Linked DNA regions of Homo sapiens: region 1 is linked to region 2. A link is an interaction called in ENCODE POLR2A ChIA-PET data of the cell type or tissue named here. Cell type or tissue: A673. All regions are shown on one strand.

Region 1 (4,000 bases), 800 kb before region 2:
AGATCACAGCTCACTTTAATCTCAAACTCCTGGGCTCAGGCACTCCTCCTGCCTCAGCCTCCTGAGTAGCTGGGACTGCAGGTATATGCCACTGTACCCCACTATAATCCTGTGTCCACTTCTCTTCACTCAATATCATCCTGTACCCCCAGGATTTAATATCAATGACTGTCCGGGTCAGTGGCCAGCAGAGAGGGAGTGACAGAGATCTGTCCACACCCCCAGTCTACTCACTGGGCTATTAACCTGTCCACACACACTGACCACTGCCAGTCAGCCTCTGCTGCCACCTGCTTTTGTCTGACTCAAACCCTCCACCGTGGAGGGGCCTCCTTTTGCTCCTGCCTCCCCTGCAGGGCCAAATTCGCAAGATGACAGCAGTGAAGAGTGCCCTGGACCGGATGTCGGTGTTACAGAGGCCAATAATTTTTTTATTTTTCGTAGAGACGGGGTTTCATGGTGCAGGCTGGGCCTTTTATTTATTTATTTTAAATGCAGCTGTGCCTGGAATACGTTGACTTTTTTTTTTTTTTTTTTTTTTTTTTGAGCCAGAGCCTAGCTCTGGCGCCCAGACTGGAATGCTGCAGTGGCGTCATCTCAGCTCACCGCAGCCTCCGCCTCCCGGGCTTAAGTGATTCTCCTGCCCCAGCCTCCCAAATAGCTGGGATTACAGGCATGCGCCGCCATGCCTGGCTAATTTTTGTGTTTTTAGTAGAGACGGATTTTTACCATGTTGGTCAGGCTGGTCTTGAACTCCTGACCTCAGATGATCCGCCTGCTTCAGACTCCCAAAGTCCTGGGATTACAGGCATGAGCCACGGTGCCCAGCCAGCTTTTCTTTTTTTTTTTAATTTTTTAAATATATATGTATATTTAAGTAGAGATGGGATCTCCCTGTTGCCCAGGCTGGTCTTGAACTCCTGGGCTCAAGCAATCCTCCCACCTGTGCTTCCCAAAGTGCTGGGATTACAGGCATGGGCCACTGTACCCAGCCATAAAGTGACTCTTAATAGTACCTTCCTTTAACAACCAGCTCATAAAATTCCTGCATAGGAAACAATCTGTACTCCCAGGTCAGAGCTGGGTTGGACCCACCCGAATGCAAATCCTTTTGCTGCCACTTATGAAGCTGTACAACCCTGGGCAAATTACTTAATGTCCCTGAGCCTTGGCATTCTCATCTGTAAAATGGGCTTCCAGAAACACCCAGCACAGGCCAGGCAGTTTAGAATGTGCTTAGTAAATGGTGATTATCATCATTTGTTCAGGGACATTAGCATGAAGGCCGAATGTTCTGGCACAAAGACACGTCTGTGGGACAGGCACAGTGGACTTATTGTGTGAGGCAGGATGGTACTGGGCTGGAAGACAGGACTGTCCTTTAGTTCTAAACAGTCCTCCTATTGTTGGACACTCGGGAGTGTTCCACAGTTTGGCTTATCGGTTACTGTAGCCACAGACGTCTTCCAGCCTGCAGCTTTTTGTCTCCAGCTGGAATTCTCTTCTTGTGATCACTTTCCCGGGGGACGCGGACTGGGTCAGAGGTGCGAACATTTCTGTGCCCCGCTGTGTTCCAAAGGGGCTGTGCCAGTTTCTAACGCCAGCCGCGTGAATTCCTGCAGCAGTAACCACAACTGCTATTTGTTAAGTGCTGTTCCATTTACAAAGCACTTGCCCCTGTGTTGCCCAGCGCCCGTTTGGAGGTAGGCATTACTTGGATTCCGCTTTCTCAGGAGTCCGGAGAAACTTGGGGTGGTTGAGTGGTTTGTCCAAAGGTCCACGGCTGTCAGGGTGAAATCGCGAACCTCAGGCAGGACTGACCGAGCCAGGCCCTGTTTACCTGCAGTAGCTCCACGCATCCTCACAGTACCCACATGAGATAAGTGCCGTAGACATCCCCATATTAGAGATGGGGAAACCAAGGCACAGAGAGGTTAGCTAGCCTGCCAAGAACGGTGGAGATGGAGTCCAGATGCCGGCATCTGGTTGCCGTCTCTACCCTTAACCACTACAGTGAGACTCGGAAGTGGGCTTTCTGGCTCCTGTCAGCAGCCGATTTGACCCTGGCACAATCCACCTCCCTGGACTTCCAGTTTCAGGGCCTGACGCTGTCCCTGCCGCCCTCCTGCTGACTGCGTCTCCATCTCCCTACAGGCACCGGGAGCCTGGCCGCTGCAGTGGAGACAGCCTCGGGACGCCAGGCCCTGGTGGTGGGCAAGCCCAGCCCCTACATGTTCGAGTGCATCACGGAGAACTTCAGCATCGACCCCGCACGCACGCTTATGGTGGGTGACCGCCTGGAGACCGACATCCTCTTTGGCCACCGCTGCGGCATGACCACTGTGCTCACGCTCACAGGAGTCTCCCGCCTAGAAGAGGCCCAGGCCTACCTAGCGGCCGGCCAGCACGACCTCGTGCCCCATTACTATGTGGAGAGCATCGCAGACTTGACAGAGGGGTTGGAGGACTGAGCCCACTGCACCTGCAGCCACAGGCCCACCCCTCCCCACTCCCTGATCCCGTAGGTGGAGGCGATGGGTCACGAGCCATGTTAAGCACAACCGGCTCCTTGGTCCAGTTCTGCACCGGGGTGGGGCTGGGACCCGGGGAAGGTTTGAGGGCCCTTGCAACCCCCTCCCAGCAGTGGCTGGGCACTCTTTGCTGCCCCAGAAGCTGGTCCCCTATGGATTCATCTTGGCCTGACCCAGCCAGGTGGCCTTATTTCTTCCCTGTCACCTCCCCTCCTTGAAATCTGGGCCCTGGTGCCTGCTGAAGATTCCCTCTATCCCTGAGTACTTAGTCTTCTCCCCCTTCCCTGGGGCTTCTAGAGCTCTCTCTGCCCCTCAGGTCCTGGCCCTTGGGTCCTTGTCAACCAGAGGTCTAGGGAACCACAACCCTTATTGTCCTGGGTGGACCAATCCAAAGGCTAAGTGATAGTGACTCATCAATGTTGGGTCCTGTGGGGTACCAGTTTAGGTTCCTAAGTAATAGTGACCCTTTCACGTCCTGGAGCCCGAGTGGACCAATCGGAAGCCTAAGTGACGATGACCCTCGCATGTCCTAGGTCCCTGGGTGGACCCATCAGGACCCCAAGTGATAGTGACCCAGTGGTCTTTTAGATCCTCAGTAGAACAGTCCAGAAGCCTGAGAGACAGTGGCCCCTTGATAATCTGGGTCTCACGGGACCAGCTAGGGGTCCAGGTTTCAGTCAGTAAATAAGAGTGGTCCACGTCCTAAAGACACCTCTCCTTTACAAAGACTTGTGATGCTCTGGGGCTTCTGTGGCCAAGCCCCACCCTTTCCTGGTCATGGTACCCGTACAGCGTTGATGGCCACAGCTCGAAGGGGGGCTTTCGTGTCCCCCTGTGCGGTCAGTGTTTTCAGTACCACCTCTCTCCCGTGCCCACTTGGCTATTTACTTATTTATTTATTGTGTGCCAGTGATGGTGGGTGGGGGCTGGGCCTTCCCCGCCACCTCCACCCCTGTTGTGACCTGTCCTTCCGTACTTAATAAAGTGCGCGTGGGAGTGTTCACCTGTGTTTGAGTCTATGTTTGGGGAGGGAGGAGGACCCCCTGCTGGAGTGTGCTCTCCCTGGACCTGGCCCACCACATTGTTCTCTGCATGAAATGACCCATTCCTGTTCCTGAGTGTCTTCTGTGTGTAGCGATACTTTGAGTCAAGAGTGCTTTATAGCCAGGCGCGGTGACTCACGCTTGTAATACCAGCACTTTGGGAGGCCAAGGTGGGTGGATCACAAGGTCAGGAGATCGAGACCATCCTAGCTAACACGGTGAAACCCTGTCTCTACTAAAAATACAAAAAATTAGCCGAGCGTGGTGGCAGGCGCCTATAATCCCAGCTACTCAGGAGGCTGAGGCAGGAAAACGGCGTGTACCCAGGAGGCAGAGCTTGCAGTGAGCCGAGATCACGCCACTGCACTCCAGCCTGGGTGACAGAGTAAGACAATGTCTCGGGAAGAAAAAAAAAATTAGCCAGGT
Region 2 (4,000 bases):
AGGCACATTTTTGAGTGTTGGGAAATTGAGGCTCAGAGACGTGAGGGACTTGCTGGAATCCACCCAGCAGCAGGGACAGATCGTGAATGACCATGCAGGTGGCCAGAGTGCTGGCAGGGGCTAGAGCCAAATGTTTTCCGTGAGTAAAGGGTTTCCCCTTTTCTCCATGGGGAGCTTTGAAAGTCTCCACCTGGGAGCCTAGTGGGCACAAAAGAGGTGGGGCTAATTACTGTGGACAGAGCCTTAGGACTTTGGGGAGAGGAGAGCCATGTGACTGACCTTGGGGAGCAAGAGACAAATTTGAGCCCCGATTTCCTCATCTGTAAAATAAGGACATAGTATCCATTTCATAGGGACATCAGGAAAACTGGATGCAAAGAGCAATGGCTAAGCACCTGCAATACTTCATTTCTTTTTGAGACAGGGTCTCACTGTCACCCACGCCCAGTTTCAAGTAGAGTAGCGCAATCTCAGTTCACTGCAACCTTGACCTCCCAGGCTCAGGTGATCCTCCCAACTCAGCCTCTCAAGAAGCTGTAACTATAGGCACGTGCTACCACGCCTGGCTAATTTGTGTGTGTGTTTTTTTTTTTTTTTTTTTTGAGACGGAGTCTCACTCTGTCACCCAGGCTGGAGTGCAGTGGCCTGGTGTTGGCTCACTGCAACCTCTGCCTCCTGGGTTCAAGCGATTCTCCTGCCTCAGCCTCCCAAGTAGCTTGGATTACAGGCGCTCGCCACTAATCCGGCTAATCTTTGTATTTTTAGTAGAGACGGGGTTTCACCATATTGGTCAGGCTGGTCTCGAACTCCTGACCTCAGGTGATCCGCCCACCTCAGCCTCCCAAAGTGCTGAGATTACAGGCGTGAGCCACTGTGCCTGGCCATAATTTTTGTCTTTTTTTTTTTTTTTTTTTTGTAGCAATAGAGTTTCACCAGGTCGCCCAGGTTTGTCTCAAACTCCTGGGCTCAAGAGATTTGCCCACCTGGCCTCCCAAAGTGCTGAGGTTACAGGCATGAGCCACTGCGCCTGGCCTCTTTTTAGTTTTTTCTTTTTGAGACAAGGTCTCACTCTGTCACTTAGTTTGGAATACAGTGATGTAATCATAGCTCACTGCCGCGTTCAACTCCTGGGCTCAAGCGATCCTCCTGCTTCAGCGTCTCAAGTAGCTGGAGCCACAGGTTTGTCACCATGCCCGGCTAATCTTTTTTTTATTTTCTGTTTTCTTAATTTTTTGTAGAGACAAGTCTTGCTGTGTTGCCTTGACTGGTCTTGTACTCCTGGCCTCAAGTGATCCCCCTGCCTCTGCCTCCCAAAGTGCTGGGATTACAGGTGTGAACCACCGTGACTGGCCTACATCTGTCTTTATTTTTCCCATTTATCAGATGAGAAAGCTGAGGCCCAGAGAGGGGACGTGGCAGGCTCAAGGCCACAGTGGCAGGCCTGGGACAAGGTCTAGCCCCTGGAGCCATTCAGCTTGGGTTCCTTCCCCTCCAGCACCACGGTCCCTCCTCAGACTCTCCCTGGCCTTGGCCAGTTTCCCTGTGGTCTTGAGGAAATAAAGGGAAGGGGAGGATCCAGCCTCATTCCAGCCCCACGTCCCCCCCAACACACACAGTGGGGGCTGCTTCCCAGGAGGACAGATGTTTTCACCAAATGGCACTTGCACGTGCTTTTCTCTGGCTTGGGGAGGAGGTGGGCGCTGAGAAGGAAATGCCAGCTGGTTGGGCAGAGACAACCGCAGCCACACCTGAGGGATTTAAATAGCCTCCGCCTTCTCTGGGCACCGGCTGAGGAGGAGGCATCTGGGCAGGGTTGGAGGGGAGCGGGGAACAGAAGGGCCATTCGGAACCTGCCGCAGCTCAGGGATGAGCGCCTGGCTCCTCCTCCCAGAGGGACCTGGTCTAGGCACCTCACCTCCCTGGACCTCGAGGTTCATCCCCTGCAAAGCGAGGCTCTGAAGGCCGCTGAACCACGTGCCTGTTGATGGAAAGAACCTGAGTAACAGGCCTGACCCATGCCTGGCACCCAGATGCTCAGTACTTGACGGCTATTGGGGTCACCACCTCCCTGCCAGGGCAGGAGGGCCTGCTGCTGAGTCTCTGACAAATGAGCGTCCACCGGCCGCTCACCCACCTCTCGCGACAGGGTGCTCATCACCTGCCATGGCAACCCACAGTGTAAGGGAATGATTTCATGGTAGACCGTGTGTTGGAATCTGGGCTACAGGACTGCTTGGTGTCTGTGTGACCTCAAGCAAGTTATTTAGCCTCCCTGCCTCGCTTTCCCCATGTGTGAAATGAGAATGAGGCCACTGCTTCCTCACAGTGCTGTTTAGATGAGTGCCTTTGGAACTTTACAGTTAAACACGATCCCCAGGGGATTCGTGTGCACATCGGAGTCTGATTCACCCGGGAATGCCTGGGGAGGGGCTGAGATTCTGCATTCCCAACAAGCGGTAGCAATGCTGCTGGTCTTTGGACTGCGTTTGGGGTCTCAAAGGACTGCCTTGGCTGGGCGCGGTGGTTCACGCCTGTAATCCCCGCACTTTGGGAGGCTGAGGCAGGCAAATCATCTGAGGTCAGGAGTTCGAGACCAGCCTGGCCAACATGGTGAAACCCCATCTCTACTAAGAATACAAAAATTAGCCTGGCGTGGTGGCGGGCGCCTGTAATCCCAGCTACTTGGGAGGCTGAGGCATGAGAATCGCCTGAACCAGGGAGGCAGAGATTGCAGTGAGCAGAGATTGTGCCACTGCACCCCAGCCTGGGCCACAGAGCGAGACTCTGTCTCAAAAAAAAAAGGACTGCCTTTCCCTGGGAGGAAAAGTAGGGAAAGTAGGGGGCATAGGGAGCCATAGAAGGGTCTTGACCACTGAAGTGACAGATTTTTATCACAGAAAAGAGGCTGGCCATAGTGGCTTATGCCTGTAATCCCAGCATTTGGAAGGCTGAGGCAGGCAGATGGCCTGAGCACAAGAGTTCGAGACTAGCCTGGGCAACACAGTGAGACCCCATCTCTGTTTAAATACATTTGTCATGGAAAAGCCTCTCTGGTTATCTGTGGCAGGAGGTGGGAGTGGGAGGAGGTCCGTTATTTAGAGAGAGATGAGGGCGCTGAATGGGAGGAGGGCTTATTCAGGTCAAGGAGGGGAGGCTAAGGGCCCTCAGCTCACCTGGTCCACTCTTTCAGACGCAGAGACTTATATCCAGAGGGGGTGGTGGACCTGCTCAGACCACACAGCCCTGGGAGGACTCCCTCCCACCAGGGACCCTTCACTCCCCACCCTTCCTGGTGCTCAGCCCTCCTGGGTCTCTCCTGTCCTGTGTGTCCCTGTTTAACATCCTAGTAACACCAAGAAGAGGGAAGGCACGAACGAGGGCCCTGGATCTCCCTGACCAGCTTGACCTCCTGCCTACCCACAACAACCCGATTTTACAGGTGAGAAAATTGAGACCAAGAGAGAGGAAGGCCCACCGACCCAGGCTGCAGCCGAGGTCAGTCTGATTCTGCTGCTGAGTGGTGTGCCATTACCATTGTCCACCTGCAGCAAGATCGGGTCCCGACCGGGTGGACAACCAAATTAACAGACGGAGGTGGGGACTCCGCTTCCGGCTCGCCCCGCCCCACCCCACTCTCCCAGGGAGGGAGCTCCAGCTCCGGGAAGATGAGGACAATAGCAGGAATCGCCCCACAGGGTACTTCCACGTGCTGGCTCCTGCCAAGCGCTGGCACCAGTGTTATGGGGCCTGTGTACAGATGAGGAAACTGAGGCAGAGATTGGGGCTTGGTGGCAGGCCTCCAGTTTCTGCGGAGGGAAGGCAGAGGGCACTTGGGGCATGGGCGACATGGGTCGTGGCGGGCACCCGGCGCACACGGCAGCCGGGCGCAGGCCAGAAGCCCCCCCGCGTCGCCGGGCCGCCCAGTCCGGGAGCCGGGCGCTGGGATGGGCGGGAGGCGGGATCTCCGGGCCGCGCCGCTTCCTGGCTCCCCACCCTGCGC

Evidence for each region. Peaks named below come from ENCODE experiments on the same cell type or tissue, not always from the same donor. Only the 100,000 strongest peaks of a DNase experiment are listed, where the experiment ranks them.
Region 1: POLR2A ChIA-PET joins it to region 2 with 16 read pairs; 2 of 35 experiments call an interaction of 5 or more read pairs at or near these places.

The regions. Positions count from the first base shown.
Region 1 is chr22:37,663,401-37,667,400 of GRCh38, forward strand. It overlaps PDXP (pyridoxal phosphatase), which reads left to right. Exons shown (of 2, transcript NM_020315.5): 2 at 2,155-3,532. The coding sequence ends at 2,471. Among named protein-coding and RNA genes, the nearest start is that of PDXP, 6.7 kb to the left of the region's middle. In A673, no CTCF peak of the experiment used is centred here; no DNase peak of the experiment used is centred here; H3K27ac peaks cover 450 bases.
Region 2 is chr22:38,464,035-38,468,034 of GRCh38, forward strand. No RefSeq gene overlaps it. Among named protein-coding and RNA genes, the nearest start is that of KDELR3, 2.1 kb to the right of the region's middle. RefSeq lists an enhancer at 1,370-1,871 and silencers at 3,824-3,893, 3,914-4,000. In A673, no CTCF peak of the experiment used is centred here; a DNase peak (open chromatin) is centred at 2,387.